Linked DNA regions of Mus musculus: all the other regions are linked to region 1. The links are chromatin loops, found by intact Hi-C in ENCODE. Cell type or tissue: gastrocnemius. All regions are shown on one strand. Links, peaks and the distances in the headings refer to the core of each region. The heading gives the core; the rest is flanking DNA. Region 1 overlaps Gm31408 (a long non-coding RNA gene). Region 2 holds the start of Barx2 (BarH-like homeobox 2). Region 3 has its middle 13 kb from the start of Barx2.

The links. Hi-C counts contacts between places; a loop is a spot of excess contacts. Peaks named below come from ENCODE experiments on the same cell type or tissue, not always from the same donor. Only the 100,000 strongest peaks of a DNase experiment are listed, where the experiment ranks them.
Region 2: a loop joins it to region 1, with 4 times the contacts of the local background. A loop is called at or near these places in 21 of 42 quality-filtered maps.
Region 3: a loop joins it to region 1, with 7 times the contacts of the local background. A loop is called at or near these places in 21 of 42 quality-filtered maps.

The regions. Positions count from the first base shown.
Region 1 is chr9:31,572,888-31,583,129 of GRCm38, reverse strand. Gm31408 (a long non-coding RNA gene) reads right to left here. Exons shown (of 4, transcript XR_379214.3): 3 at 4,337-4,640; 4 at 3,345-4,180. Among named protein-coding and RNA genes, the nearest start is that of Gm31408, 18 kb to the right of the region's middle. In gastrocnemius, for the core only: a CTCF peak has its summit at 5,886 (motif pointing left); no DNase peak of the experiment used is centred there; H3K27ac peaks cover 2,569 bases.
Region 2 is chr9:31,908,438-31,918,679 of GRCm38, reverse strand. Barx2 (BarH-like homeobox 2) reads left to right here and starts at 5,395. Exons shown (of 4, transcript NM_013800.2): 1 at 5,395-5,775. The coding sequence starts at 5,589. It overlaps Gm31497 (a long non-coding RNA gene), which reads right to left. Exons shown (of 3, transcript XR_379218.3): 3 at 7,482-7,667. In gastrocnemius, for the core only: a CTCF peak has its summit at 5,637; DNase peaks (open chromatin) are centred at 3,656, 4,845 and 5,565; H3K4me3 peaks cover 4,938 bases; H3K27ac peaks cover 3,729 bases.
Region 3 is chr9:31,921,054-31,931,295 of GRCm38, reverse strand. No RefSeq gene overlaps it. Among named protein-coding and RNA genes, the nearest start is that of Barx2, 13 kb to the right of the region's middle. In gastrocnemius, for the core only: a CTCF peak has its summit at 6,406 (motif pointing right); a DNase peak (open chromatin) is centred at 5,256; H3K27ac peaks cover 424 bases.

The DNA of each region.
Region 1 (10,242 bases), core at 1,275-9,274:
GGGCACAAGATGGCGCTAGTTTTGTTCCATCTTCTAGGGTAGGGAGTAGGAGAATGACTTTCAAAGCACGGCATGAAGGAACAGAGATCACTCTGAGACATAAAATCCAGCCTGTGGAGTTGCATAGTCTGGGCTTAAAGAGGTTCTGAAAGCAACTTTCTGTTGGCGATGGTGGAGGTTTTCCAGTTATGGAAAAATTTTGTCAGGGCATTGCTTACAGAAGCATGGGTGGGGGCGGTATCTTCTCTACTTCCGGGAATCTTCTAAGATGAGGCAGGGGGCCACCTTACAGAAAGACAATTGGCAAATGGTGAATGTACAAACTGACTCTTAGCAAGCTAAAGTCAGGGGTTGGCCAAGAGCCCTACATCAAAAGTCTAAGCAGGCTGACAACTCCCGAAGCAGGAGGATTGCAGTGTTGGGAGACCAAATAAGTGTGTGTGAGCCCAGTTGCTTTAAGTTGGCTTAAAATCAAGATTTGATTTGTTCTGTAACTTCAATAGCATTAGGGGAAAAAGGAAAGAGTCTTATGTTTAATCTCAAAAGGGGGTGGCTTTATGAAAATTGTGCAACTTTGTTCTTAGATAACATACATCTTTATTGAAGCAAAGGCTGCGTTGAGCTAAATGCTTTATTCTCCTCTTCATTATTCACCCCGGTAAGCAGTAGGCGTTCTTTTCCCTTTGTGGGAAAAGCTCTCTGAGAGGCCTGGGATTATGAAGATAAATAAGCCTAGTCCTCAACTCTGAGAAAAGCATAATCCAGCAGTTGGGAGCTGGCTTGAGAGGGAGTGACAAGTCGTTCTCACGCGGGGCTGGTTCTGCTACAGGAAGAAGATGGAGGGAGTGGGCTTAGCCTGAGTCAGGAGTCTCACAGGAGCTCACAAAGAGAGGACCTTGAAAGGATCCTTCAAGGCGTCAGACAAACCATGCAAAAGCATGGACAGGTGACTATTTCTGAGTAGCCATGAGGGAGTGCTCACAGCTGCCCCAGGATGAGAAAAGGTGGCAACTGCGACTTGGAAAACCTGGGTACCAAGCCACTGAATTACGGATGTGTTTACAGGTGACAGAGACCCACTTTTAGACTTAAGGACAGGGTGGCAAAAGCCCTGAGTCCTGTGGAAGCCATCTGGGGTATAGACAGGTGAGGAGCGGCTCTGCACAGTAGGCAGAGGAGACATTAGGTGGCAACTGCCGTAAGGGAAGTCTGTGCACTGGGATCTCTTCTATGGTGGCCTGGCTCACACACTTAGGTGTCCATCACACAGAACTGTGAGTCTAACCTTAAGCTTCACAAGATTTCTATCAGAAAGGGAGAATAAAATTGGGATGAGAATGGAGTAATGGGGTCGGGGGGAGGCAGAGAATCAGCTTTTACAAGAGAGAGAAACATGGAAAGATAAAAATCGACTTTAGAAAAGAGCTCAGAGGCTGGCAATGGAGTTGAGTGGTAGACTTCTTGCTTAGTGTGCGCAAGGTCCAAGGTTCAATCTCCAGCAAAGGAGGAGAAGGAAGAAAGAAGGCAGAAGGGGGAAGAGAGGGAACTCTAGAGAAAAACAGAGAAGTAATATCCCTTTGTTCGATGAAAAGCTTTGCCCCGTATCCTGGGAGAATACTTTGGGGTTCTCCAAGCAGTTGAATTTTCCAGGCCTCTGGCCTCCAGCCTTAAGTCAACTAGCTGGCAGCTTCTGTCCTGCAGGTCCCAGCTCCACCATGTTCTGAGATATGACTGGCTCTGCTCGGTTCCATGTGGCTATGAACAGAGCTGATCTCCCTGACTCAGAGGTCCTGACAAGAGCTGGGCCCCAGGAGGCCAGGCTCCCTGGCAAGCCCAGCTCCTCTCACCACACCTGATATCAAGAGACAATGATGTATGCTCCTAAATGGACCGGGCTGACTAGGGAGACCAAGCCCTTGTCAGTCAAACGCCAACAGGGCAGCTCTGAACCTGCCGGCTAGGTTAGTCATCACCTTTATAAAACAAAATACTCCAATAATTAATACGGGGCAAATTAATTAAAGGAAGTGGGAGCATTGCAAGACCCATTATGAACTGGGTGATAATTATTAGCAAACACAGGAAGAGGTTGACTAAGTGCCCCTGCCTCCTGCTTCATTGGCAGTGAACTAAGCCCTGAAATCCCATGTGGCAAAGGTCAGAAAGGAACAGAGCTCTGCAGGGCTCAGCCCACCCGTCCACAGACAGCACTGCAGGGCTGAGCCCACCCGTCCACAGACAGCACTGCAGGGCTGAGCCCACCCGTCCACAGACAGCACTGCAGGGCTGAGCCCACCCGTCCACAGACAGCACTGCAGGGCTGAGCCCACCCGTCCACAGACAGCACTGCAGGGCTGAGCCCACCCGTCCACAGACAGCACTGCAGGGCTGAGCCCACCCGTCCACAGACAGCACTGCAGGGCTGAGCCCACCCGTCCATAGACAGCACTGCAGGGCTGAGCCCACCCGTCCACAGACAGCACTGCAGGGCTGAGCCCACCCGTCCACAGACAGCACTGCAGGGCTGAGCCCACCTGTCCACAGACAGCACTGCAGGGCTGAGCCCACCCGTCCACAGGACTTCACCTAGAGACTGCCTGACTCAGTTCTTTCTCTGATCATTCTACCCACTTGAGAAGTTTCTAGCATTCTGTCTCCCCGTGAGTTATAACTCCAGCCCTCCACAGGTATAATCATGGGCTTCTAATGTTTTTTATGGAAGAAAAAAAAATTTTTAATTTAAAAAAAAATTAAAAAGGATCTCCACTCTGTAATAGCCAGCCATGACTCTTAATGAGCACTCCCCACTGCAGGTGACATCCTCTGGGGACAAAGAGCCACACTTGTCTGGAACAAAATTTGTAAGCAACTGGAAACACTGTATCTAGCCTCATCTTTTTTCCCATTTGCACAATATGTATTTTGGATTATTTTAGATCTATCCAAAGTGATTGGCATGCAGATTGGAAAGAAAAGAGCAAAACTGTCCATTTGTGCATTGGGTGGCCTCAAGAGAACCCACAAAAGTCAACTGAAAAGCTACCAGAATTGAGAGTTATACGGAGTTTTAGAGCTGGCCTTCAAAACTTAAACACAAGGTAATAAACCTCAGGAAAGAAAAGCATCATCTATGCCAACACGGAAGGAAGAAAATACCTAGGCAGTAACTCATCAAAAGTAATGTGTTGTTTGTACCCTGAATTCAAAAAATAATCTCCAAAATAATATTGAAAGAAACAAGAGACCGCCTAGATAAATGGAAAGATGCCTTGGACTGGAAAGTCTGATGTTGTTAAAATGACAGTAGAACCACACGGACCTGAAGATTCAGGTCTGGCATCTTCTTTTTTTTTAGAATTATTTATTTATTTACTTATTTTATGTCTATGAGTACACTGTAGCTGTCTTCCGACACACCAGAAGAGGGCATCGGATCTCATTATAGATGGTTGTGAGCCACCATATGGTTGCTGAGAATTGAACTCAGGACCTCTGGAAGAGCAGCCAGTGCTTTTAACCACTGATCCATCTCTCCAGCCTGTCTGGTATCTTAATCACGCTCCTCCACGCTCTTCCTTGACTCAGTTTCCAACATGTGCAGTGATCACCTGTGGTCCTGCTGTTTCTCTACCCCAGCTCACAGCAGAACAGAGTTCCTCAGTAGAATGTCAGGCCCCACGAAGAGAGGCTTCAGGACAGTCAGGGCTCTCTTGCCACACCTCGTATTGGAGGAAACGTGACGCTTCCACCCAAGTGGAGCAGGTTGAATTGTGAGTCCACAACAGCCACAGGAAACTAAATGTTTCCCTGCCCTGCTCCACTGTAACAAAAGCTGCCAGGGTGAGGAGGTCCTTGTCTAATTTCCTAAGATAGTCTGTGAACGTAGAGTAGTGCCTAACATGTAGTAGGCAACAAATAGGCACTCCATTGAGTAAGGTGTAAGATGATAGCAGGCAAGTTCGGAATGACTCTGTAAACTTTGTATAACTTTAGAGGTGAGGGCCCCAACAGCATTGCCCTTCCTGTTTCTGTCTGTGTCACTGTTGTGTTTGGTGCACTGGGAACTCTGGAGAAGCAGGAGGGTTTGAGACTGGAGCTCCTGCAGCAGGTGACCACACAGGCTGCGTGGTGTAATCGGAGCCTCCGAGAGGCCCTGGTGTGCTTGGGAACTGGCCAGCACCTGTGAGGAGATAAGAATAGACATCCTTGAGTTTATGGTTGTCCCAAGCTCTGAGCAGTCCTAAAGTTATAGACCAAGCACTCGCCCCTCCCCCGGGGGGTCCCAGGGCACATCACCAGCACACTCAGATTGATTTCAGACCATGGGCCAGCTAACCTTGTATTCCAGGGATGCAGTGAGCAGCATGTCTTGCTGCTTCTATTGAAAGCCCTGTCACTGGTCCCAGTCCTTGCTCTTCTGAAAGGTTGTGACCCACTTCTGAGACTGTACATTGCTACGGAAGGTGGTGAAGCCAGTTCTCAGCTATGAGAGCATTCCATCCTCCCTGGTGCAAGGCTCCAAGTACAAAGTGTGCTCTGCCACTTGGTGCCTCTGGTGAAAGCGGCTGGCCTCCAGAAACTCAGCAGGTCCCAGAAGACAGTGTTTCTTCAATGAAGTGGAGAAACGCTTGCAACCATTCCTGGTAATAGATAGCATCGCATTAATCCAGGTCTCTGGTCAGAGGCCAACTGGAGTTTTATCTCTTTCCTCAATGATGCTTAAAGTGCCAGCATATTTTAGCTGTGGGGCAAACAGAGCCCCCAAGGTGGAGTGGTAGGCCTCTGTAGTTACTTGTCCACACAGGTACAGCCGTCGGATTAAGAGAGCCACACAATATTATCAGTTTTGCTCACTTGTTGATGGAGCCTCGAGTTTGAAAATCTAGTCTGGCCACCTACTAAACGCCGAAGTCCTCTTCAGTGCCCTCTAGAGCATGTGAGTACACACCATCTCCCCCTTGAGTGATTGTAACTGGTGCTAACTGGAGTCCCTGAATCTTCTTATTCCTTCCACAGTGTATGTCTCGAAGCCTTCCCTCCTGAAGCTTTCCAAAGGCTCTTGTGGTCCTTGGATTTGAGTTCAGATTCCTGATACAGCCTGTCTCCTTCTGATCCCTGCAGCCTATTTCTAACCACTCTTCCATATCTCCTCCAGGAAAGCAGCTATCTCTGTCTTTCCAGTCCCACATAACAGGCCCCGCCCCCTCACATCACAGGCCCCGCCCCTTCATATCACAGGCCCCGCCCCTTCACATCACAGCCTCCGCCCCTTCACATCACAGGCCCCATCTCTACATACTGCTTCCTCCTCAGTGATGTCTCTCTCCCGTGGCTTCCTCCTTCCTCCATCCCATCCACTGCCTTCAACCTCTCTTTTAACACATTAATTCCTACTTATGCCTACAGTCTGCTGCCTTTGGCTCTCTTCTGACCCCTAGACCAGGTTGTTTGTCCCTGATACGTATTGTCCTCTGTCTGAACTCAATGATCTTAACTCCAGAACAGCTTTGTGATGGGCAGCTGCCTACGGACCTGACAGCCCATCCGTGCCCATTTAATCTTCTTTACCAATACCTGGTGTGGTCCTGGATTATTGAGTGTTCACTGGGTAGAAAAACTGGACTCATTTTCAGAATAGCTACAAATTTCCCTGTGTGCTCTTCCCTAAGTCTAGCCTTCAGCATCCCGTTCACTACATACCTGGCCCCTCCTTTTCTCCCCTGAAGTAGCTGCTGGCATCTCCTTCTTACTCACTTACGAGCTCAGTGTCGGATTCTTTCCCTAGATAGTAAATTCTCTTCTACTTAGAACTCAGGTCCCTAGAGACATTGGGAATGAAGAATTGCCCAGTTAACTTTTTAAAGCTATCAGGAGTCCTGGCACGCCCCCTAGAGGTGATGATAGTAAAGTTCTTTTATATAAAAAAAAAATCTCTACCAGCAACCACCAACACTCCGAGAAATAATAACCGGCAAATCTAGAAAGGTCGTGAATGCTTGAATTCACAGATGAAAGTCCCCAACATGTAATGTGAATTGAAAACATATGTACAGAGGTCTGGAACACAACCCAACTTCCCAATCATAAATAGCCTCTTGAATTTAGAAGTCCCCCATGATGTGACAGCCCATGAAGACCATGCGTGTGGGGTCCACAGACTTCCAGATGATCTTGAAGAGAAGCAATGACCCCATGCTGGCCCTGGTCCCTTCCAGTTACTCACGGCATTCTAAATCCACCCCACGGTAGATTCAAAGAGAGTCAGCCAACTCAAGCTCCTGGGGTGGACCCCAGCACCTGAAGTGGATCTTTCTTTCCTAACAGGGTGGAGAACTGTGACGGTCATCATATGAGTTAGTTTGACAGCCAAGGAAGCAGAGGTCTAAATTAACCAATGCCGTGTGGGCTCATTTCCACGGAACCTTCAGAAACTCTAGTCCTGGACCTATCTCTTTCCTATAAGCAGGAACAGTGAAACAGTATTGCAAAACTTTATGTTTATCATATGTTAATCTCTGATAGAACACCTAGAACATTCTATATAAACTTAGTAACCACAACGGATCAGAGGCATTGACAACAGACATTTGTGTGGCAACTGCACTGTGACATTCTCAGTGTTGTAAGCCAGGCACATCTCTGTTCCATTTCTATTGGGTCTGAAAGAAAGGTAAGTCTCTTTCAGCACTGGGACCCTGGGGAATTTTAGGGTCTGAAAGGTGAAGAAAGAGCCCTGGATTTTCTGTATGCCATATGCCGAGTACAGACCAGATACGGTCACTCAGGAGAAACCGATCAATCACCTCACATCCAAAATCTTGGATTTTCCTTAAAATGCAATGGTTCTGCCAAGACGATCAATGTTTATGAGTTTTGCACTTGAGAACACTCAAGATTCTATAGCCAGGTTTTTCAACTCATCTATAGATTGCAAGGCGTTTTTCAAAACTGTACGCGTGTTTTCATAATACTGGCATGGCATTTGTCTTTTCTTGTTTACCGTATTTGCATTTGCGCTGCAAAAGAAAAGATGGGCAGGAAGGCTTATCCCTTGGTACAAATAAAGCAATTACAGTAACCATTGCCTTCTTTCTAGCCGTGCATTCCTGGCTAAAGTGAAAAGACCACTTTCACTTAAGACTGTCCTCAATGAAAGCATAAAAAAATATTAATCTTCTTAAACCTTAGTCCTTTACATATCTTACAGTGGCTTGTGCTTGCAATCTCAGAACACAGGAGACAGAGATAGGAAAAGATCACAAGTTCAAGGCCAGCTTGGGCTTCACAGGGAGACCATTTTAAATAAATAAATAAATAGATAGATAGATAGATAGATAGATAGATAGATAACACATCCCACAGGGAGACCATTTTAAATAAATAAATAAATAAATAAATAAATAAATAACACATCCCACCAATCACTTTGCCACATACAGTGCAAAAGTTGTCTTGAGGGTAGGCAGAAGGTTGTAAGTTACAAGCTAAATCAGCAATTATTTCATTTGAATATGGATACTTAGAGGGCTTTTGTGGCTTTTCTTTAAATAAATAAAATGAGATTGTCACTTTGATGAAAGCAATTAGCAATAGTTGTTGCCAATGACAAAACTCAAGCTTCCAAGAAAAAGGTACATTTTGTAAAACTAGTTTCTACCACTGTAAATGTGACAACTTCCAACCTTTTAATAAGACCTCCCCAGGGTTACCAGTGGCATTATTTAAAACTAGGACTGCTTGTTTTATTTGAAAATGACTTGTGAACATTTGAAAAACATGCTTAACTAATTTCCAAATGACCATTATAACCAAATTGCACTCGAATGCAACCAAATCATCAAGAATTTAATATAGGGCTGGGAAGGGCTAAATCTATAAGGTGATTGACTATCTTGAAAACATGAGGACCCAAGTTCAAGTCTCAGAACCTACCTAAAAATATTAAGCATAGTGGTGTGTGCTTGTAATACCACCACCAGAGAGAGGCAAAGACTGGAGGATCCCTGGCACTTAATGGTCTAGGTGGTGAGCTCCAGGCCAGTGAGAGGACCCTGTCTTCTAAGGAGGTAGATGATGTTGCTGAAGATAAACTCAAGGCTATCATCCTATGGGCTTCACACAAACAGGAACACAGAAAGATGGAGAGGCAGAGAGGGGGAAGAGAGAGAGGAGGGGAGGGAAAGGCAGAGACAGACAGAGAGGGTGGGGAGAGAGAGAGAGAGAGAGAGAGAGAGAAGGAGGAGGAGGAGGAGGAGGAGGAGGAGGAGGAGGAAGAAGAAGAAGAAGAAGAAGAAGAAGAAGAAGAAGAAGAAGAAGAAGAAGAAGAAGAAGAAGAAGAAGAAGAAGAAGAAGAAGAAGAAGAAGAAGAGAGGGAGAAGGAGAAGGAGAAGGAGAAGGAGAAGGAGAAGGAGAAGGAGAAGGAGAAGGAGAAGGAGAAGGAGAAGGAGAAGGAGAAGGAGAAGGAGAAGGAGAAGGAGGAGAGGAGAGGAGAGGAGAGGAGAGGAGAGGAGAGGAGAGGAGAGGAGAGGAGAGGAGAAGAGAAGAGAAGAGAAGAGAAGAGAAGAGAAGAGAAGAGAAGAGAAGAGAAGAGAAGAGAAGAGAAGAGAAGAGAAGAGCATGTATGAAATTTGATTGCCATTTCCGTTCCATGTTTGCTGATGTCTTGCTAATTTTTCTTTTCTTTCAAATTCCTCCCAGTACATAGCTTTCATAGAAACATCCACTTCTGACTAGAGCATTTTGCTGCCGACTGCAATAGCTGTTGGAATGGAAAATTCTCCTCCTTTCAAATTTCCATTGAGACCTTCCCAGGTGACATAAAATGACACACCAGGAGCCTCTCCTTTCACTTTCCTCCCAGTGGCTCTCACTTCCTGGAATGCCTGCCACGTATTTAGATTCAGACTTCCCACATGGGCAAGGAAAGTTTACCACAGGATTGCTCCAAGTGGTAGATTACATTCATTGATGGGTTTTGTGCATCCTCATTCTGGACCTGGGTACCTTCCTGTCATCAGTGATGGAAATAGTTCCACCTGACTAGGAAAGGCAGCCAAGCAACCCTCTCTGTGCTTTCTGGAAATGCCTGGCTCTCTGCTCCTCTGAGCAAAAGTGGAGATGAATCAGGGTGATTGACTTCACACCCCACATTACAACTTCCAAAAAACATCAGTGTTGTATGGGCTAGGGATAAACCTCAGGGGTAGAGTTCTTACCCAGCATGCTTCAACTCTGAATTCAATTCACAGCACTGAAAAAATAGCTACACACAAGCATATTGTCATTCCATTGACATAAAAGAATAAAGTTAGACTACAGAGTAAGGGGAGCGTCACGCAGTGACAGAGTACTTGCCTAGCATGCAGAAGCTTCGGAGTTTGATCCCTAGCACCGGGTTTTTGTTTTTTTCACCGAACTCGGGTGTGTCCTTGTGCATTCAAGGCAAGCGCCCCATCACCACAGAGCAATGTCTTGTCCTGCTTTCTCCATTTGCTCTTCAATGTCTGGTTTCAGTTCAGTGTGCTGGCTTGGTCCTATGCTGTTTTTCTCTTTCTTTGCACGCAATACGCGCATGCGTCCAGCATCAGCCCCGTCTCAGCTTCTGGTGTTGAGACTCAGAGACTCTGGCGTTGCTTTAGACCGCCTGATTGCATTTTTTTTCCATCCTCCTCTTTTTCTTCCAGTTTTGGCAGGAGCCACCTAGTCTTAGCTTCACATTTCTTGCCGTCCCTTTGCATTTGCTTTCCCCTATTTCTTCTGCTCTGTGGCTATGACACTAGCGACGGCTCTTACAATGAGTATTTCTTTTCCGTTTCTACACTTACAGACTAATATTTTTGTACCTGCATACCATCCTGTTTTTTTTTCTTTTCCCCGATTATTGGACTTGATGGAGTAATTGTTTTATTGCTCATTGCTATATTTTCATAACACGCTTATTTATTAGTTGTGGTTGCTTTTACTCTGAATAGACTAACAACATAGAAAGATCAGCTACTGAGCTATACCCCTAGACCACTTGGAGAAATGAGACCTTAGCTCTACTACAATCTAAATGCAAGTATTTTCACTGGAAGAATATAGGTGCCTCGTTTTTAAAATCTAATCAGTGACCTAATGCCAGAGATGCAAGTTCCCATGCAGAAACACAAAGTATGCGATTCCTCTTTTAAACCACTTCAGAAACGGAATGAATTGGGTGGCTTCCCGATAAAGAATTTGAAAGAATGACTATAGGAGTGC
Region 2 (10,242 bases), core at 1,513-9,512, 340 kb before region 1:
GCTAGGGATGGAACCCAGGATGGCCTGATTTAAAGGTTTAAGTCTTCTTACCACTGGGTGTCTGAAACTGCTGCTGCTTCCTTCTTGAGGGTCTGTCCTTGGTGAAGGGACAGCAGGTGGAAAAGGGGCATCCTTAGTGAGTCTCCAGGCTTCTAGGGTGTTGGTGTAGTATTCTGATAAACTTCATAAAGCCAATTTCTTGTTTCCTGGCTACACCAGTTGGGATAAGTGAGACTCATAAGCCATGTCCAGAAACATGTCTAAATGATATCTGCACAGTACAGTTAAAGAGAGACTCAGCCAGGTATTTCTATAATCTTAGCACTTGGGAGCTGAATGTAGGAGGATCTGGAGTTCAGCCTTGGCAACATAGTAATTACAAGAGAATCCTAGATACGTGAAACATCATTCAACACACACACACACACACACACACACACACACACACACACACACACACACACTGTAAAATTTTAATCTATATACTTAACTCCTCCAATTTGGAACTACCTGGATGATTGACTGAACTAACTTTCCTTCCTTCCTTCCTTCCTTCCTTCCTTCCTTCCTTCCTTCCTTCCTTCCTTCCTTCCTTCCTTTCTTCCTTTCTTCTTCTTTCTCTCTCTCTCTCTTTCTTTCTTTCTTTCTTTCTTTCTTTCTTTCTTTCTTTCTTTCTTTCTTTCTTTCTTTCTTTCTTTCTCTCTCTCTCTCTCTTTCTTTCTCTCTCTCTCTTTCTTTCTCTCTTCTTTCCGTCCTTCCTTTCTTCCTTCCTTTCTTCCTTTCCTTCTTCCTTTCTTTCTTTCAAAAAAGATTTATTTATTTATATATGAGTGGTCCATTTGCATGTATGCCTGCATGACAGAAGAGGGCATCAGATCCCATTACAGATGGTTGTGAGCCACCATGTGGTTGCTGGGAATTGAACTCAGGACCTCTGGGAGAGCAGCCAGTGCTCTTAACTGCTGAGCAGTATCTCCAGTCCTCTTTCTTGAAAAAAAAAAACATTGTTGTTTTATACTGTGACCACAGTCTCCCCTCTCTCCTTTCCTCTCAATTCTCCCTACATCCCTTCTTCCCCAGCCACTCTTTCTCTAATTTACTGAACTTTTTCATCTTGGCATTAATGCTTAGTGCTTTATAGATACAGCTATTGCCTTTTTTATTTTCCAGTTTGAACTTGGCTTTTAGGAATTGCATGATGGCTCTACTCCATTCTTTGTAAGCTCATTGGTCAAGTGGATTGCATTTGTGGCCTCTCTTTAAAAGGTGCCTTGCAGTGTATGAGCACAATTTTGTAAATTAATATCATCATTAGAAAATAGGCTGACCTCCTTGTATACTCCCTGTAGCTTGTTATTCGTGCAGCCTGGTCGGGCTGCACAGACAGCAAGAGGTTTTGGCATGAATCTGGGGCCCAGGGGAGTATTAACTTACAAGGCTTTCCCTATTTTGCTTTTACATATCTGAAAGTATTTCAGAACTTAGTGGCTGAAATACAAGTTATTAAATACACGTGGCCAGACTATAAGAAATGCTTTTCTGCCCTCTAGGTCCCCTTTGAAGAAAAGGTAGCTGAGAAATGAACTGGTGTCTTTGTCATAATTACACCTGATTGCAGTATAATCAAGATTATAAAAGGATCCTTAGCTAAAAGTCAAGGTGGGTCCTACATGGAATTTAAGTGTCATATTTGGGGGTTAGAAAAATCCTTTCATGAAACTTCAACAGTTCTTGGTGAATGGAAGATAAAAATCAGAAGGAAAACTTTGGTTTTCAGGTCACCCAGCCCAGTTTTTATTCCAGTCCCCTTCTCTTATGCTGAGCTGTCTTAGGAATCAGAGGCCAAATTGGGGAGTGGGTGTGTGATCCTGGGAAACCTGTCCTTCAGAGTGTGAATTTTTCTCACCGTGTATGCTCACTGCTCAGTGTAAACAGTCTGGCCCTCTCCATGTGTGTTCCTCTGCGGTCGTCGGGGTCGGTCGCAAGGGCAGACACTGACCGAGTATGATGCCTGGACACTGAAGAGTGTCTGCCAGTCTCCAGCAGCTGGAGAAGGTTTGAGCCCCTCTGGCAGATGTTTCATGTTCCAGCCACTTCATTAACGTTGGAAACAAAACCCCCACTACTCTTCTGACCAAGGTCCCACTTGTGATTGACAGCTGGGGTGTGCTTCCTCCCAGTAGGGATGCTTTGCAATCTAAGTGTGGCGCAGAGAGGGTGAAAAAAGGGGAGCTTGAAGGGGGGAAAAAAGAAAATAAAAGAAATTGGGCTACATGCCATTGTTCAAAGCTCAAAATTAACAAGGAAAGGGGAGAGACTCATTTAAAGAGAAAGACAAATTTAGTACAACTAATTAAGAGTTGATGTCCCATCAAACACATTATTTAATTTTATTTCCAGAGCTTCCATACAATCATGTGTTCATGGCACATTCACTGAGAAGCGACCATGTGTCAGGCACTATATGATGGTAGGGGGTGAATAATGTTCAATAAGGCATCGGCCATCAGGAATTCACTATCCATCGGGTGAAATAAACAAAGAGCACACTGACAGAACTGCTGGGATAGGGGCAGGAACAGTAAAGGACAAGCTTAGGGATGAGACGAGGCTGCTCGAGAGGAGGTTGTATTTGGATGTGTCTCTGGTTTTTCTGGGCAAAGAAGAGAGGGGAGGGGTGGCAGAGCATTCCAATTAAAGGCAAGGCTTGTAAAAGGCCAACCCTGTGAAGTAGAAATTAGGATTACCGTTTGGAAATGAAAAGCCAAGGTCAGTTTAGGGAACGAATACCAGACAGCCAAAGACTCTAGGCTCCAAGATTCAGGGCTGCTTATTCCTTCCTTCAGCGGGAATTTGTTCTTCCAGTCCCCTTCCTTCCTTGTAGGGGGGGGTAAAAAAGAGAGAGAAAGTTTGTAAGGCACCGATGGGGGATGCTCTCTACTTCTTTGGCTATCAAAATTCACTAGCTTTCAAGCCAAATTGACAGGAGGGTTTAAGTGAATTTTGTGCCTGAGGCTCTATGGGAAGAAGGGAGCAGTAAGACGACAGAATGAGGCCCCACTTGGAAAGACTTGTCATGGGGCCAGTCCATTCCTGCAGACTGGGCTAGGAGTTCAAGCACTTGGTCTGTCTAAGAGCTTCCCTGGGTACGGGTTCACAAATGCCACTCCTGACTCGAGTTTGGAGAGAGAAAAGGTGGAGAGGGAGAAAGAAAGGGAAGAAGAAAAAGAAACAAGCATGCATTATGGGGGGAAGAACGGAACGAAGGGCAGAAGTAAGGAAAGAGAAAAAGGAGCCCAAACTTAGAAGCCCCAAAGGCGAGTACCAACGAGGGAAAGGGAGAAATGAGAGGGGTAAAAAGAGGGAAGAGCCAAGAGAAAGAAAGAAAAAAGGTTGAAGGACAGGAGTGCAGGACAGAGACAGGGTTACCGATAGTGAGACCCAGAGCGCACGCCTTCGCGAGACCACTCCGGAACCTGCTAGCCTAAGCGCAGCGGCACGCTCAAGCTCCGGCCCTGAGGCCATTCGGATGCCGGGCTCCGAGCGCTGCAAGCCGGTCTCCCTGTCGCCTCCGTCAGACTCAATTCCCGCCAAGCACTTAGTTTCTTCGTGGCTGCCTATGGTGCGGCATGGCACTGTACGGGTGACTCAAGAGAGCAGCGCCTCAGGATTAGCACGGCAGCGAGTGTTGCGCTGGGTCCCTGGCCCCTGGCTCCTCGCGTAGCGGGTCGAGGCGACCGGTGGCGCACCCCGACAGGTCCTAGGCCCTCCGTCCTCCACAGCAGATAGTCCACAGAGTCCAGGGATAAAGGCAAGGACCTCAGCCTCTGGGGTACCTAGCTGCAGTGCTGGCTACCTATGTCTGGTACAGCAGAAATAAAAGCAATCTCAAGAGTTAAGAAGGAAAGAGAAATCAGGCAGAGGCAGACACACGAGAAATAAAAATCATTAATACGAGCTGATGCCCACAGCAAACGCTCGACTATGATTCAGTCTATTAATGCCTATTTTCTTTAAGTGTTTAATCATTAGTTCAGCAAGTTTGTTCCTTAGCGAGTTTAACCACCGGCCCAGGTGCGCGTCCCGACTTGCTTCCGCGGCTAACCATGCTCGGAGCGCGTAGCCACGGGATCAGTCGCACCGTGCGAGCGTCAGGCAAACACCATCGGCTGTTTTGTCCCAAATTCTGTGTCCCCGCTGTCCGTTTCTTTTCCAGCTTGCGCACACCACTTCAGGGGCACAGTCTTGGGGGCTGGGAGTGCACCCGGAGGTCGTTTCCCACGGCCGGCCGGCCGGCTGGAAGAGTCACTGACAGCAGGAGCTGTCCTAGGCGCTTAGGTGCGGGCCGGACGCTCTAACGCAAGGATTGTGGTTAGGAACAAAGTTCGTACAGACATTGGTAGGAACAGATTCTGAGATTAGGACGCTAGGAAGAAAGAGGCAAACCATCCCCCAATACCAGAAGTGTGTTATACCCCGGAATGGAAAGCGGGATTGGGCACTAGGAAAAGCCAGAATTTGGGCTAACTTTGGAAGGGCCGCGGGCACGTCGCGATCCCGCTGTTTTGGCCCTTTCTGGCAAAAGAAAACCGTTGTATGAACAGAATTTAAACACACACTCACACACACCACATTACTACCCTAGTTTATAATTGGGATAACGGAGTGTGCTAAATTCATTTGTAGTTTGGGGTCGTAGTGAGGCAATCAAGTTTGCAACCTTGGAGCAAATGCCCCACCTCGGGAGCGCACGGCTGCAGCGCGGGCTTCGGAGCTGTGGGCTGGGTTGAGAGAGGACACTGTGGTTTAGGGAAATGGCCCAGCGGGGACAAGTGAGGCTCGGTGGTCGTCGGAAAGCGCGCGCTCTGGAGCCCGGAGCTTCGCGATTCTGGATGAAGATGCCACTGCTTTATGGCAAGAGGTGTGGACATAGCTGCCTATAGGGTTGCGGGGGCGGAGGGGCGGGAGCGGTGCCCCCTTTAGCAGGACTGGCGCTAAGGGAGGACAGAGGGGCGATGCGACTCGGAAAAGTGGCGGCTAGACTCCTGAGTCCCTGGAGAAGGAGGCGCGCGCCCGCAGTCCTGCGCGTGCACACACACACACGAGCGCGCGCACACACCCGTACACACACCTGGAGCTGGGGGAGGGGGAAAGGAGAACCGGAGCGAGTGTCTTAAAATAGAGCCGCCTGGGGAGCGCTCGACTCTCGGATCGGCGGGAGGCAGCGGGCAAGAGCGGTCGGACCCGGGGTGCGCAGGTCAGCACCCCAGCCGCACGGGCGCGCAGGGGCGGGGTAGCGGCCGACGCCCCTCGGCTCGCGCTCCGCACCTGGCCCTGCAGGAAGTGCGCGCTGATTGACAGCTGCGGTGTCCCAAAAAGGCTGTAGTCAAAGATGCTGCTCGGCGGGTGGGTGTAGACGCAGCAGGCGCGCCCGTGCCCTCTCTGCTTTGCGCGCCTCCCCGGGCCCCGCCGCCCCTCTGGCTGCCGAGGAGCGGGGCTCAGGCCCCAGCCAGCGAGCCACCTCCTGCGGTCCCGGACGGCCAGGCGCTCGCCGCGCTCAGGTCGCCAGGCTCTGGTCCCGGCTCACCATGCACTGCCACGCGGAACTGAGGCTGAGCTCACCCGGCCAGCTCAAAGCAGCCAGGCGGCGCTACAAGACTTTCATGATCGATGAGATCCTCTCCAAGGAGACCTGCGACTACTTTGAGAAACTTTCCCTCTACTCTGTGTGCCCGTCGCTGGTGGTGCGACCCAAGCCCCTGCACTCTTGTACCGGTAAGACAACCGCTGGGCGATATAGTGGGCTGCTGTACTTTTGCCCGTGTGCGGTCGCCTCTGCTTTCCAACCTGAGAGCCAGAGGGACCAAAGGATTCTTTTCCTGCGTCCTTGCAAGAACAGACTCGCCCGCCAGTGGTGGGCATTCAAAAGCGTTTGCAACCGGGCCTGGGCAGGTACTGCTCCCTGGATGGGAGATGAGTTAAGACCAAGTGGTCCTTGGAGTGAGACGCCAATGTAGCATAACTGTCCTGGCTTCTTGGAGAAAGCGTCCTTCTCCCTGGCACTACCGGGGGTTTTAGTGAGAAACTTCAAACACTTGAACAGATTCAGTGCCTAGGCGGTTTCACGCAGTGAGCTTGTCAGTTTCAACTTTAATTTGGTGGTCTCATCTTTCACCTAGAGTTAGATTGCCCAGCCTCTTTTGTAATTTTACAGGTAAATCGGTTTCATGGGCTTCAAAATAAACTTGTGACTACATCAAACTTTACTTAAAATGATTGCCCTCAGGAAAGTAGTTTTGGGCTGTGCTGAGTTTTGACACAAGCAGAAAGGATAAACCCCTTGTTTGTTTTAAGTGACTAAAACCAACACTAGTAACAGTTTTTTTAAAAAAAAAAAAACCCTCAAACCTGGTTTCCTCTGTCCACAAAAACTAGACCAATAGGAAGGAAACAGAGAATTTAGTAATTACATTGAAAAAGTAGATCTGTAGGAAATCAATCCAAAGACATTTAAAACAGGGTGTACATTTAGAGAAGCTCTGGGTTTCAAAGTTCCCTGGCAGATGGGGATCAGGCTACAAAAAAGTTAGGTGGAGCTAAAACAGTTGAAAATATTTTCAAGGAAGTTCTTGACTGTGCTTTCCACTGAGAGCAAACAAGTGCTTTGGGCCTTTGGTTCTGTGCTTGCTGTATGACTGCCATGAAACAAACTCACGAAATTATAATTGGAAAAATGGAAGTGTGTGCCCACTGCAGTGGTTCCCAGACTTCTTTTCTGAACTTCGGGGATAAAAAGCTGCTAAATGTAATACTTGGAATTCCATCTCTCCCACGGTCCAGCCATGCTAGTCACTAAGTCTAAATAATAAATATGGGGAGAGGTTTTTCCCAAATCAAGTTACTCCTACATTTGGCCATAAAATGAATATTTCACTTCTTTCAGCAAGGTAGTTTTAGACTTGATATCCCACAACAAGCCTTGTAATACTGAATTTTATAAACAAGAAAATAATCAAGGTATACATTAAATAGATTTGAGAAACAAGATAGAGGCCCACCCTGCTGGCATTTTGTCTGCTATATATGTAGAGTCTCCAATGAGTCATCTGTGAATGTTTGGGGCTGGAGAAGTAGGCTAAATCTTCTCTTTGAGAACATTTATTTGCCACAACAATAAAATCCCAATGAGGACCCCCCCCCGTGACAATTCTCATTGTACCCCGTTGAGTCTCGCTACCCAGAAGATAGGTTCAGTTCCTGAGGGACCCAGGGCCCTGTTTAGTACCTGCTGCCTTTCAGGGGCTTTGATGTAATTCTAAGGCCACTTTCCATGGCTTGTGGGAGTCACAGAGTTGGGTCATGCAAGAAAACATGCTGGAAAAAGAGAGGGAGAAAAAGGCCCAGAAAGTTTTCACGTAGTCAGTCCAGGCTAGTTCCATGATTTATGGAACCTTGGGTGGGAAATAAAACAGGCACACTGCAATGATTCAAAGGCAGTTTTGTGAGCAATAAAGGTGAGTTGACATGGTCGCAGGCTTGTCCTGTGTTCCTAGAAGTTCTTGGTTTGCTGCAGGAGAGGTTATTTGCGGTGGTTTTCTTGCCTTCTTTTTCCATTCTTCCCCCTGGATCGTTTCTTTCAAAATGTGCTTGATTTGCTGTAGTTGAGACTTAAAATATAGAAAGTAGGATTTGCTAGTGGAATTAAACTCATAAAAACTGGCTACAATAGTTGATACTTCCAGATCGTAAGCCTACAGTGGGTTTACGGTTACAGAGAAAGCCTTGCGTGTATGAGATCATAGGAAGCCCATTAGAGACTTCTCTGGGGTTTTATGCTTTCAAAGCTGTCTTGTACTTTTTAACTGTCCAAATCAGGGTCAAAAAACAAAACAAAACAAAACAAAAAACAAAAAACCCTTAGCTAGGATAGCTACAATCTTTTAAAAATTAATTAAAAATAATAAAACTGGAGTTGCTGGTATCTACAGCGAAACAGTAATGCATTTTTCTGGATAGAGACAGATGTGCAGCCTAGGTGGCCGAAACACTGTCGGAGAAATTCAAAACAAGTGGAAACTTACACTGGAATTAAAGTGACCAATTTTCTCATTTTTAAAGTTTGCACACCTCCACCAAGCTTAAGTAACTGTGACAGAAGTGAACTCGGTCAGGCAGAATGTTGAAAATGAAGACTAAAAATCTCTCCACAATCTGCTCCACTGTTGACCAGCGTGTTCAATAAGCATGAAGGATAAGGGCGGAACAAAAGCCACATTTAGAAGACTTCCACCTAATTAAGCAGTCCGTGTTGCTAGATTTAGTAATCCAAGTGGCAATGCATGATATCAAATCTCCGCAGGCAGTAGAGTGTGTATTTAAGTAAACAGAGGAATGGAAACCTTTTTCATTAGTCAGATAATCACCTGGCAGTCATTCATTACTAAACATTCTCCCTTGGTGGAACACTCATCATTAGAAAAGTATTGTTCATTTTAACAGGTCTTTATTGAAAACACAGCAGTTTTACTCTTACAGAGTGACTTCTAAATGTTTTTTTTTTCTCCCCCAGTAGTTTCTCCTAAATCCAAGAAAGAGAATTGATACTGAGAAAGAGAATCCTTTTTAAGTCAAACTAAAGGAAAGTTTCATCATTAAATTAAAAAAAAAACATACCCAACAAACTAAAGTAAGCCTCCATTTAAACAAAGTTTACCACTCACGTCCTCAGTGAGGTATAATTTTTTTTTTAACTTAAATGAGTATGTGACTCGTACGTCTTATCTTTAAATCTGATAACAGTAATCCTCATACAGAATGAAAACAGATTGCCAGTTGGAAGTCAGAAATCGTGTCTTGAATAGTAGAATGGTGTCAGTGACTCAAAGTTTACCCAAACGATGTACACGTTATTATTTTATAAATACAGCACAGCTTTTTGGGGTATGCTGATGTTGTCTGTTTTGGGTCATCAGTAACTCCAAAGTCATTGAATAAAACTGGCTCCTCCCACTGGGCTAGATTGCAAAGCCATGGGCACTTTAATTTTTGGAAGCTTTGACTTATGTTTAGATCTTTTAGAAGTAGTCAGAGTTTCTACATTCGAGGAGTGTTCAGAGGAAGCCGGTAACTTGTTTCACAAACACAAGCATGCAACAGTTTACCCTAAGGGTTTTCCTGTGAGATTATTGATAAACAAACCTACAGTATTATAATTAATTTTTGTTCTTAGAGTGATCTTACAGTTCCTCATGCTTGTCTGTGGGGAGAGAATACAGATATTTGGACACTTTTATAACATGCAACTTTTCATTATTCCAGTAGAATCTGTATAGTCTGGCTCCTTTTTCCCTCTTGGGCAGAATGGTTCTACTGAATCTATCTGTGATTTTTTTTAGTGTCAGTCCTTTAGGTCTGCCCACGGTGTTGGAGCTGGCAGGGGCCGGGAGGTTAATCTTCCAATCTTCCCAAGTGGAAGATCTATCTATCTATCTATCTATCTATCTATCTATCTATCTATCTATTGCAAAGTCACAGCGCCACATTAATGTTTTGACAGAGTTCAATTTACTTTTTATATCACTGTTCTTGTCAGGATTCTCAGAAATCAGGGAAACTGTTGTATCTTGGTTACACACCCTGGATAAACTCCCTGGGTGCAGTCACACCCAGGGGACAGTCAACCAATTAAAAGGGGGCATTTTGGACAGGACGATTATCTTAGGAGGTGGCATTGAGAACATTTTATCCTCTGGTGGGTCCACGAGAAACGAGTTCTTTGGGGTGGTGTCCTTGGGCACATTTATCAAAAAGACTGGATGGCATAGCAGTGAAAAGCTAAAGGAGGCCCAGACATGTGTTGTAGATCGCAAGTGCTTCGTGAAGCTGGCTGTACCGATTCCCCCAAATCTCAGCTCTTTTATTTGGAGACCAAATCCTGTAGCATATTGGGAACTTGAGAATCGGGCCCTGGAATGTTAATGGAGAACCATAAATCAGGGTCTGGGAAAATGGTGGTCATTATCAACGCTGCCAGAGGCAAGCAGGCTTTTCTTAGCGGTTACTTCCACGGCTCTCTCCTGCTCCCATTCGAAGGGTGAACACACTGAGGGACACCTAGCTCCTCAAGGAACTTGCTCAGAGTCAGAGTGTATCCCGAGAGGAGCTGGTGACTTACCACCTCTTAAGTTTTACAATTCTCTTTTTACATTGTGGTGTGAGGGGTTCCTCGGGAATTGGCTTTAA
Region 3 (10,242 bases), core at 1,598-9,597, 350 kb before region 1:
TGCGAACTCAGAAATCTGCCTGCCTCTGCCACCCAAGTGCTGGGATTAAAGGCGTGCGCCACCACTGCCTGACTGAGGCAGGAGCTTCTTAGAATAAAGATTACAATTAGATATGGGGGCACAGAAATCAGCATTTGAATAATACAAGGATAATCTTTACATAGTGCATAATAACATTATTCCTAGACCTCCCCTTGTGTTTTTTTTTCCCTGCTTCCGGGTTCCCTGGATGATGGACCATAACCTGTAAGGCAAAAGAAACTGCTCTGAAAGTTGCTTTTGATCATGGTATTTATCACAGCAACAGAAAGCAAATTAGGACAGGCCTAAGTAAAGGAGATTGAGCAGAGAGCTGGTAATTTAGCTACTTTGTTGGTTGCTGTGGTAAACTACCTAACAAAAGCAACTTCAGGGGGAAAGGATTTATTTTGATACATGGTTCAAAGGCTCAGTCTATCAAGGTGGGTGGGGAAGCTGTGGTAGCAGAAGCTTGGGGTAGCTGGTCACACCACATCTGCAGGTAGGACTCAGAGATCAGTGAATACTTGTGTTCGGTGAGATATCTTCTTTTCAGATAGCCGTGTTTTGGTGCTCCCATCTTTATTGGGGGGGGGGGTTGTCTTCCCCCTGGAATTAACCTAACCAAGATATTCCATCACAGGTATGCACAGAGGCTAATGCAATCTAAACTATCCCACACAGGTATGCACAGAGGCATATAATCTAATCCCTCACAGGGATGCTTGGAACCATGTCTTCAAGGTGATTCTAGATCCTGTGAAACTGATAATCAATATTAACATCAGATGCACACAGGGGAACATGTTACCTCCTCTCTGCCCCACAATGTCTGGACCCTCACGACCTCTGCAAGCCTCAGAGGAGACTCTTCTGCTAAGAAGCTGCCTGTTAGCTTCAGTGTCCCTCAGTCCTCACCTACGCGGAGTGGACTTTTCAGTAATGTGGATACCTTTGAATTGCTCATGTCCCTGTAAGTAATTCTAATAAACTCATTGGCTCAACAAGGTACACTTGAACAGAATAATTTCTTTTATCTGTGGTTGCTACACTAACTAGAGTTAATAGAAATTTGTTCACATTTCTCCAGGAAAGCCTTATTAACTGTGATTCTAATTTTGTACTCTCAATAGCTTCCAAGTGCCTCTCTGGCCAAGTGGGCTATACATTTGGTTACACAGTACTTACATAATTTTGACTGACTTATTTCAATTAGTGTAATACTTAGAAGACTCATTCACATGTAGAATATATCAGAAGTTTATGCCTTTGTATAGCCAAGTAACATTTCACTGTGTGTATGTAACCTTTGTTGCTTATCTGATTTCCTATTGATATACTTGTGTTCTTTCTATTTTTTTTTTTTAGCCACAATAGATAATGTAGTGAGCATCTGAATATATTTTTGTGTTTCCTCTTTAGGACTATTTTGAGTACATTTCTAGGGCTCTATATCTGGGTGATGTGTGTGCGCTAGTTTGAATGAGAAAGCCCTCCCCCTCCAGTCCCGGTATGTTTGAATATTTAGTTCTCAGTTGGTGGGACTGGGACCGATTAGGATGAGGACTTGTTGGGAGAGGAGTGTTACTAGGGGTGGGCTCGGAGGTTTCAAAAACCCATAGCATTCCCAGTTAGCTCTTTCTGCCTTGTGCTTATAGATCAGGATGCAAGTTCTTAGCTACTTTTCTAACACCATGTCTGCCTGCCTGCCCAACATGCTCTGTTACAATGGCCACGGACACACTTTCTGAAACTGTAAGGCCAATAAGCTCTCTCCTTTTTTTTAAGTTGCCATGGTCATGGTGTCTTAGCATAGCAATAGAAATAACTAAGACAGTGTGGTGATTTTATGTTTAGATTTCTGAGGAACTGCTAGGCTACTTTTATAACAGTTGCGCTGTTTAACTTTCTCACCAACCACATCAAGGCAAGGGCTCTAATTTCTCTACATCCTTACCAACACTGTTTTTTATGGTAACATGTGTGAAGGATTATATGCTTATGGTTTTGATTTATTCATTCTATTTTCCCAATGATGAATAATACTGAACATCTTTTCTGGTCTGGGTTTGGCATTTCTATAATAGCTTTGGAGAAAAATTTATTTAAGCCTTTTTTTTTCCAGACAGGTTAGTTTGGACTGAATTTACTGTCTATCATAGACTGGGCTCAAATTTCTGGCCTTCTTCCTGATTTAGCATCCCAAGTCTTGGGATTATAGGTATGAATCACTATACCTGGATTTTAAATTGTATCATTTTTCTTTGTTTCTTTCTTTCTTTCTTTGTTTTTTGAGGCAGAGCCTCTTTGTGTAGCCTTGGCTGGCCTGGAAGTCCCTGGGTTGTACACTCTGCTGGTTTCCAACTCAGAGAGATCTGCCTGGCTCTAGCATGCTAGGATTAAAGTCATGTACCATCACACCCTGATCTCATATTTTTTGAGGCAATACCTTTCTATCCAGTGGTCTAGGCTTGCTTGAAGTTGCTTTGTAGTCTAAGCTAGACTTAAACTCATGCTTTTCCTGTCCCAGGCCCCCGATGGCTGGGATTATAGGAATGAACACCATGCATGGTTAAACTCAGCCATTCCTGCCGTTGACTTGTTTGCTTTTCTCACATCAGAATCACCCTCAAGGGGGCTGGAGAGATGGCTCAGTGGTTAAGAACACTGACTGCCCTTCCGAAGGTTCTAAGTTCAGATCCCAGCAAGCACATGGTGGCTCACAACCATGTGTAATAAGATCTGACACCCTCTTCTGGTGTGTCTGATGACAGCTACAGTCTTACCTATAATAATAAATAAATCTTTGGTCAGGAGTGAGCAGAGGTTCTGAGTTCAATTCCTAGCAACCACATGATGGCTCACAACCATCTGTACAGCTACAGTGTACTCATATACATAAAATAATAAAAAAAGAATCCATTGCATACACTAGCAAGATTTTATCGAAAGGACCCAGATGTAGTTGTCTCTTGTGAGACCATGCCGGGGCCTAGCAAACACAGAAGTGGATGCTCACAGTCAGCTAATGGATGGATCACAGGGCTCCCAATGGAGGAGCTAGAGAAAGTACCCAAGGAGCTAAAGGGATCTGCAACCCTATAGGTGGAACAACATTATGAACTAACCAGTACCCTGGAGCTCTTGACTCTAGCTGCATATGTATCAAAAGATGGCCTAGTCGGCCATCACTGGAAAGAGAGGCCCATTGGACACGCAAACTTTATATGCCCCAGTACAGGGGAACGCCAGGGCCAAAAAAATGGGAATGGGTGGGTAGGGAAGTGGGGGGGAGGGTATGGGGGACTTTTGGAATAGCATTGGAAATGTAATTGAGGAAAATATGTAATAAAAAATATTAAAAAAAAGAATCATCCTCAAGTCTTGCAGATTCAAACTTCTGAAAATGACTCCCATCTCTCCTGTCACTTCATCTCCATTCCTTCAGAAAGTAGCCATTACTCACTGGCCTTGCTGTGGGTGCTCCTTAACTGGTCCCCGATCCCTCTCTGCTCCTCTCACATGTACACTTGTGCGAGTGCTTACATCACTCCCTTGCTGGGGAGTTTTCAGGGTAAGGGTAAATTGATGCTAATGTACAAGGTGCTATGGTCCTGGGCTGCTCTTCTCTCCTCGGCCTCTCCTGACCTTGCCATCAGTAACTACGCTCTCTCTAGAACTACACATGTCACCTGTAGACCACCCAACAGTTTGCTTCACTTGCCTCTCGACTTGGGATGTTTCTCTTGCCCCCTCCTTGAACAATTTTCACATTTCATTCACTTCATGCTAACTCACAATCTTCCTTCAGGCCTTAGCTCGGATGCAAAAGTGTGGGTTTTTTTCATCCCCGTTTCTGTGATTCTTCCATGATCTTCTCTAAGACGGAGCTATAACTGGACTAGTTTCGAACATACCACCTTGGGTATAGGTAGCGGCTTGCTGATTCATTTGCCTGCTATTCTGAGGAAGGAGTGTCCATTTTTTACCCATGTTTACCCATACTTCCAACCCCACCATTCCTGAGACAGAAATGATGCTCAACAAATAATTAAGTAAATTACCTCTTTATTAGAGTTTTGTCCATTTTCTCTAGCACAGCCATGCTTGTGAGAAGGCAGTGTAAAAGGAAAATGCTGTATTGAACAATGTGCTATTAAATATCAAGAAACAACAATGTTCCCAAACCCGGTTATCTGATTGGCTAAGCAGCCACTAAGAATGCAGGACCCAAGCCAGCTTCTTAATGATTATCCACAGTGCTTTGTAGTTTGCGCTGGTTTCAGCCAGCCACATGAACTAGAGCTCAGCTCTGAAATGTTCGGCAGGACTGGATGGTTGTAGTGACATACAAACTTGCTTTTCATGCCTGGCCAGACTGGTTAGCTTGGTATGTCCTATTGCAGGGCAGGAGAGAATAAGGAAATAGGCATTTCATGTGAAAAAGTCCTGTCACTGCTGCCAACTCAACAGTGTCTTAGTCATTTCTAAGGCCAGAGCTTTTTCTTCAGGTTAGAAAAGCTGAGATGTTTTCAGTCTGCCTTGTTCTATGGACATCCTATTATTAATATATTTTTAACCTTACATTTTCCAATTTCAGCCACACTCTCCGTTCCCTTTCTCAGAACGTTTACTGCCGTAGTTAAACGAGAGCAGCTGTGTTTGTAAGTCTAGGGTAATGTGAAATGCATCCAAACTACAGTGTAGTAGGCACATGTACACTAAAATACACTGTAAGGTCACAGTGTAGATCATATTAGAGGTCTGCCAAGTGTACTAATAGAGTCTCTAAGGCTCATTACCTCAGGTCAGTGGGCTTTCAGTATCGGTTGAGGTCCATACATGCAGCTTGGATTTGGTCTCACGCTGTAGCATCAGGGCACAGCCAGGGTTGCCGAGTAGGGTACTGTAAACATTCTTCCTGTATCATGGTCTGCTCCCATATCTTTTGTCAAATACACGTTACAAAGTAGCGTTAAATCACTTAAATGATTTTAGATGACTATTCAAGTCCTTGATGAATTTAAGATCAGCAAACAGCCTTCCCGGCCACATCTAAAGCTGGTTCCGGATATGGGAAGTGCAGTGGTTAGTGATGCTACTGACACAGTTCTATATAGTCTGCTCCACCACAAGCCTCAAGGGTCGCTGGAGAACGGAACAGAAGTTAGCGCTGACGTCAGCGCTTCAGTGGCTGTCTTCAGGCGCATTCCCGTGTCCTGCCAATAGAGGGAGCCGTGATTCCACCGCAAGCGCGAAGAACGTCCTTGTCCTCTGCCAGAGGGCAGTAACTGCTGCTCTGAGGTCTTGCTGCTGCCTCAGGCTCCCATGGGTTCCAAGCAGAGTCAACAGCTAAATTTGCTTGCTGATTAATCTTTGTCAGGGCCATGCTCAGGGCTGGACGGCTGGCCCGAGAGCGCTCAGAGGAGTTCACAGCAATCCAATTGGCAACCCTTACTCCACATACTTGTCAGCTACCTTTCCTTGCTCATGAAATTTCTGTTGATTTTAAAGGGCAATGGGGACTATTCATATTTAGACTACTTCATAACCGAAGCTTCCTGGCCCATGAGATGATTATATATGTATGTATATATTCCTGTCAGTCTTCTTAATAGTCAAGTAAATTTCAATGTTATCAATGGCTTAGTGTATAAAAAGACAACAAAACTACTGGGCAGGCAAGTGAACAGTAGAAATTATATTTTTTTTTAAACGTAACTGGTACTAATCAGAAAATACTGTCCAATAGAGGGATAGAGGGTATTCTGAACTTGGACAAAAACAAAAACAACAAACAAACAAACAAACAAACAACAACAACAACAAAAAAACCCCAACAACTAGATTTGGGGCTCCACTCTAAAACTTGAGCTGTCTGTAGTCAGCCTAAGGGAAGCAGGTGAGTTCATTTTCCCCAATGTAAAACAGGAGTAGTACACATATTGGTTTAAATACATAGGACTGCTCCAGGCTCCCAGGGAGCAATGCATGCAAAACACTTCTGTAAATGTGTTATGCAAATATAAGATAGTATTAAAGTACACTTTTCATTAAGTATACAACTTTTGCTTCTTCTTCTTCTTTCTTTTTTTTTTTTTTTTTTTTTTTCAGACAAAGCCTCATTGTGGCCTAGAACTGCTGTGTGGACTAAGGTGGCCTCAATTTTACATTGATCTGCTAACCTCTGACTCCAGAGTGCTGGGATTAAAGCTGTGTGCCACTATGTCTAGCTATTAACTATACAATTTTTTAAAAAGATTTATTTATTTATTATATGTGTGTATACTGTAGCTGTCTTCAGACACTTTTTCTTCTCTCTCCAGCCCTGCTCACTCTGGCCCAAAGATTTATTTATTTATTTATTATATATAAGTACACTGTGGCTGTCTTCAGACACACCAGAAGAGGGCGTTAGATCTCATTACAGATTGTTGTGAGCCACCATGTGGCTCTTAACCACTGATCCATCTCTCCAGCCCAATATACAATTTTTAACTTAAATATTTTAAACATTTTAATATTAGAATTTTAAGTAGTCTAAATATTTTAGATATTTTAAAATTTAAATAGTTTTGGGGGAACTACCTTTTAATACATATAGTATATATTGTATATATATATTTATTTTAAATACACAGTATAAAATAAAATAGTAGAAATATTGTTTAAAACTTCAGAAAGGCTAGACAAATCCTGTAAATTTTCCTAGTAAAAATTACTAATTAATATTTGAATATGTTTTGGGACCAGTCTTCATGGACATGCATGTCCATGAACAATATTTCAAAAACTGAATTGTATTTTAGACTACATTGTTTAAATGGATTTTTTCACTCAGTATTAATAATTGACAGTTGTTTATCTTTATGTTGGGCATTGTTTAAATGTTTAAATCCCACAAGGGATTTAAAAGATACACATTTAAACAATGGATTTTACGTGTGTGTAAAGCATGAGAAAACTGAGGCTCAGAAGTGTGAAATAAATGTTGATTTTCCACAATTTAAATGAATCTCGTAATTAACATATGCCTTTCTGCTTAGGGCCTTCCCGTTTTTATTGTGTTGTTTAAAAATGCCAATTCTTACCTGACAAGGCAGGATTTGCACTTAATCCCAGGACCTGGAGGCAGAAGCAGGCAGATCTCAGGAAGTTCAAGGCCAGGCTGATCTACAAAGTGACTTCTAGGACATCCAAGGCTACCTAGAGAGATCCTGTCTCAAACAACAAGCAAAAGAAAAAGGAAACAACCCAAATAACAAGCCAACCCCCACAAACAAACAAACAACAAAACGAACCAAACAAAACACCTCAAAACCCAAAGAAAGGTCAACTCTCACACCCTAGGTGTTAACAGTTTTCAGGCAAGTTCTCCTAGACCAGTGGTTCTCAACTTCTTAATGCTGTGACTCTTTAATATAGCGCCTCATGTTGTGGTAAACCCCCAACCATAAGTGTAATTGTTTTTCTGTGACATAAACGTCTGGTATGCAGGATATCTGATATGCAGGATATCTGGTATGCATATTTGACCCCCAGAGGGGTCGGGACCCACAGGTTGAGAACCACTGTCCTAGAGCCTTATGCTTGGCATTATCACAATTGAGAACCGCAGCTTTGGTTTCAGTTTGTAGACTGAGATTGCCGCATCGTTCTTTGACTTTGACATGGCGCCAAGCTGCCCTCCAGAAGTGTCATACCAGGCCACATGCCCACACACAGAGTGTGATTCACTTAGGCTCTTTTATGTGTGCCTCTGTGCTCCAGAATGCAACCTTGTAAATGGCTTCTCTCTCAGTTTGTCTTTAGGCTCATTTATAGGCTGCTGGCCTCCATGTGTCTGCAGGCAGGTAGGCTATGCTCAAGTTTTGACCGGAGGCCTGGCATTTTCTTTTTTCTTTTCTTTTCTTTTCTTTTCTTTTCTTTTCTTTTCCTCTCCTCTCCTCTCCTCTCCTCTCCTCTCCTCTCCTCTCCTCTCCTCTCCTCTCCTCTCCTCTCCTCTCCTCTCCTCTCCTCTCCTCTCCTCTCCTTTCCTTTCTTTCTTTCTTTCTTCCTTTGATTTTTGGTTTTTTGAGACAGGGTTTCTCTGTATAGCCCTGGCTGACCTGGAACTCACTCTGTAGACCAGGCTGGCCTTGAACTCAGAAATTTGCCTGCCTCTGCCTCCCGAGTGCTGGTATTAAAGGCATACGCCACCACGCCTGGCTGAGGCCTGGCATTTTCATTTTGCTTGTCAGTAATTCTGAGCTTTTTAGGAAATGGTTTTTGTAGCCTGTTCAAGAATAGATTCTCAGGCTGGGCATGGTAGTGCATGCCTTTAATCCCAACAATTGGGAGGCAGATACAGGCAGATCTCTGTGACTTTGAACCAAGGCTAGTCTACAAAGTGAGTACCAGGACACAGGACAGCCAGAACTACACAGAGAAAATATCAAACATAAAAATATATATACATATCATTACACACACACACACACACACACACACACACACACACACACACACACACACACACACACACATTACAGATGGTTGTGAGCCATCATATGGGTGCTGGGAATTGAACTCAGGTCCTCTGGAAGAGCAGCTAGTAGTATTGATACCTGAGCAGTCTTTCCAGCCCTTATTTATTTTTAAAATGGAGCAAGAGTCTATCATACTGAGACTCTAAATAAAGTATTTCCCCATCTCCTGAAAAAAACAAAAAACAAAACAACAAAAAAAACCCTTCTTCCTTCTACTAAGAAAATTGGTTTCTTTGAATTTCATTGTCCCTGGAGCAAAGAACTATTTTTTTCCTCCTTAGGAGATAGAAATACATTAGACAAAACAAAACAGAAACTAGCTCATTAACAATTAACTCTGAATAATTAAGCTATCCAGCGAGTTCTACACAGACATCAGCGTGAGTGATTGTGTGCTCTAGAATATTCAGTAGGAAAGACAGTCACCTCTGACCTCCATACAAAGTTTATGTTGAACGGTATATCAATGATCGTTTCTAATCATCTCTGGCTTTTCCTTTTAGCTTAAAACTATATGCAGATAAGAAAGCTATAAAAATCAGATACAGCCAGGTAATCTGTCCTTAACGTCACAAATCAATATGAAAATGCTTTCTTTTTCTCCTGTGTATTTTCAATGGAGACTCTGTATGCTCTTGCAGATTTCTCAAACAGATCTTCAATAGAGTGCTACAAACCACAGGGTATTTCTTCCTCAAGTAACTTACAGAAAAGGCAAATCAAGACAGTGTCCTCAGAATGGCAGGGTCTTGGGACTCTCTCTCTCTCTCTTTCTCCTTCTCTGGGGGCTGTAGCCACATGATTTATGAAGATAGTGATTTGAAATTCCAGGTATCCGTTGAAGATGTCATATGAGAGGGCTGAAGAAATCAAAATTCTCTGTTGGTCCCAGATTATATTAGATCCTATAGAGAAGCATTCTGTGCGCGAAGGTTCCAGTGAAGAGCCCTGGATAGATATACTTTAGTCGATGAAAATCAAGTGCGGGATTTTGTTACACCGCGGGCACTGTTCTGTGATTGCTGGCACAGCTACTTTTATTTTATTTTATTTTATTTTATTTTATTTTATTTTATTTTATTTTATTTTATTTATTTTATTTCAGCATTCAGGGAATATCAAACAGCATCAGTCCATTGGCTTGCTTCCAACTTCCAGAACACAGAATTCAAACGAGCACGGAATTGTCTCACAGACATGAATAAGACAGCTTCACACCCATTACATTTTGGACCGAAGATCTGTCAGAAAACTTTGCAAGCATTAACTGATAAAAATTGCAACCTCTTTCAGGAATTATGGGCTGTATTCTGGCTTCCAAAGAGAAAACCAAAACCTATGGAGCTATATCCTCTTACTGTCTACTGGAAGAAAACAACTCCTTGTTCTGCCTGTACAAATGAGTAATCAGACTAATTCCCGTTCCCCCCACCCCCTGCGACTTGGCACAATTTCCTTTTGACCTGATTGAATCCACCAGATGTTTTGGCAGCTTCTGGAGACATATCTAAGTAACTTAATAATTGATTTAAGCAAACGTATCAGAATGTGGACTGGCAGTGGAATCAGAGGTTCTCTGTTCTGTAATAACTTTGAATTCCATTAAAAAAAAAAGGCAGTCAGCTTCCATAATTGAAATGAATAGAGAGATTGGCACCATTTTGTTCATTTACTCTGGTAATTTGCAGCCTGTTTA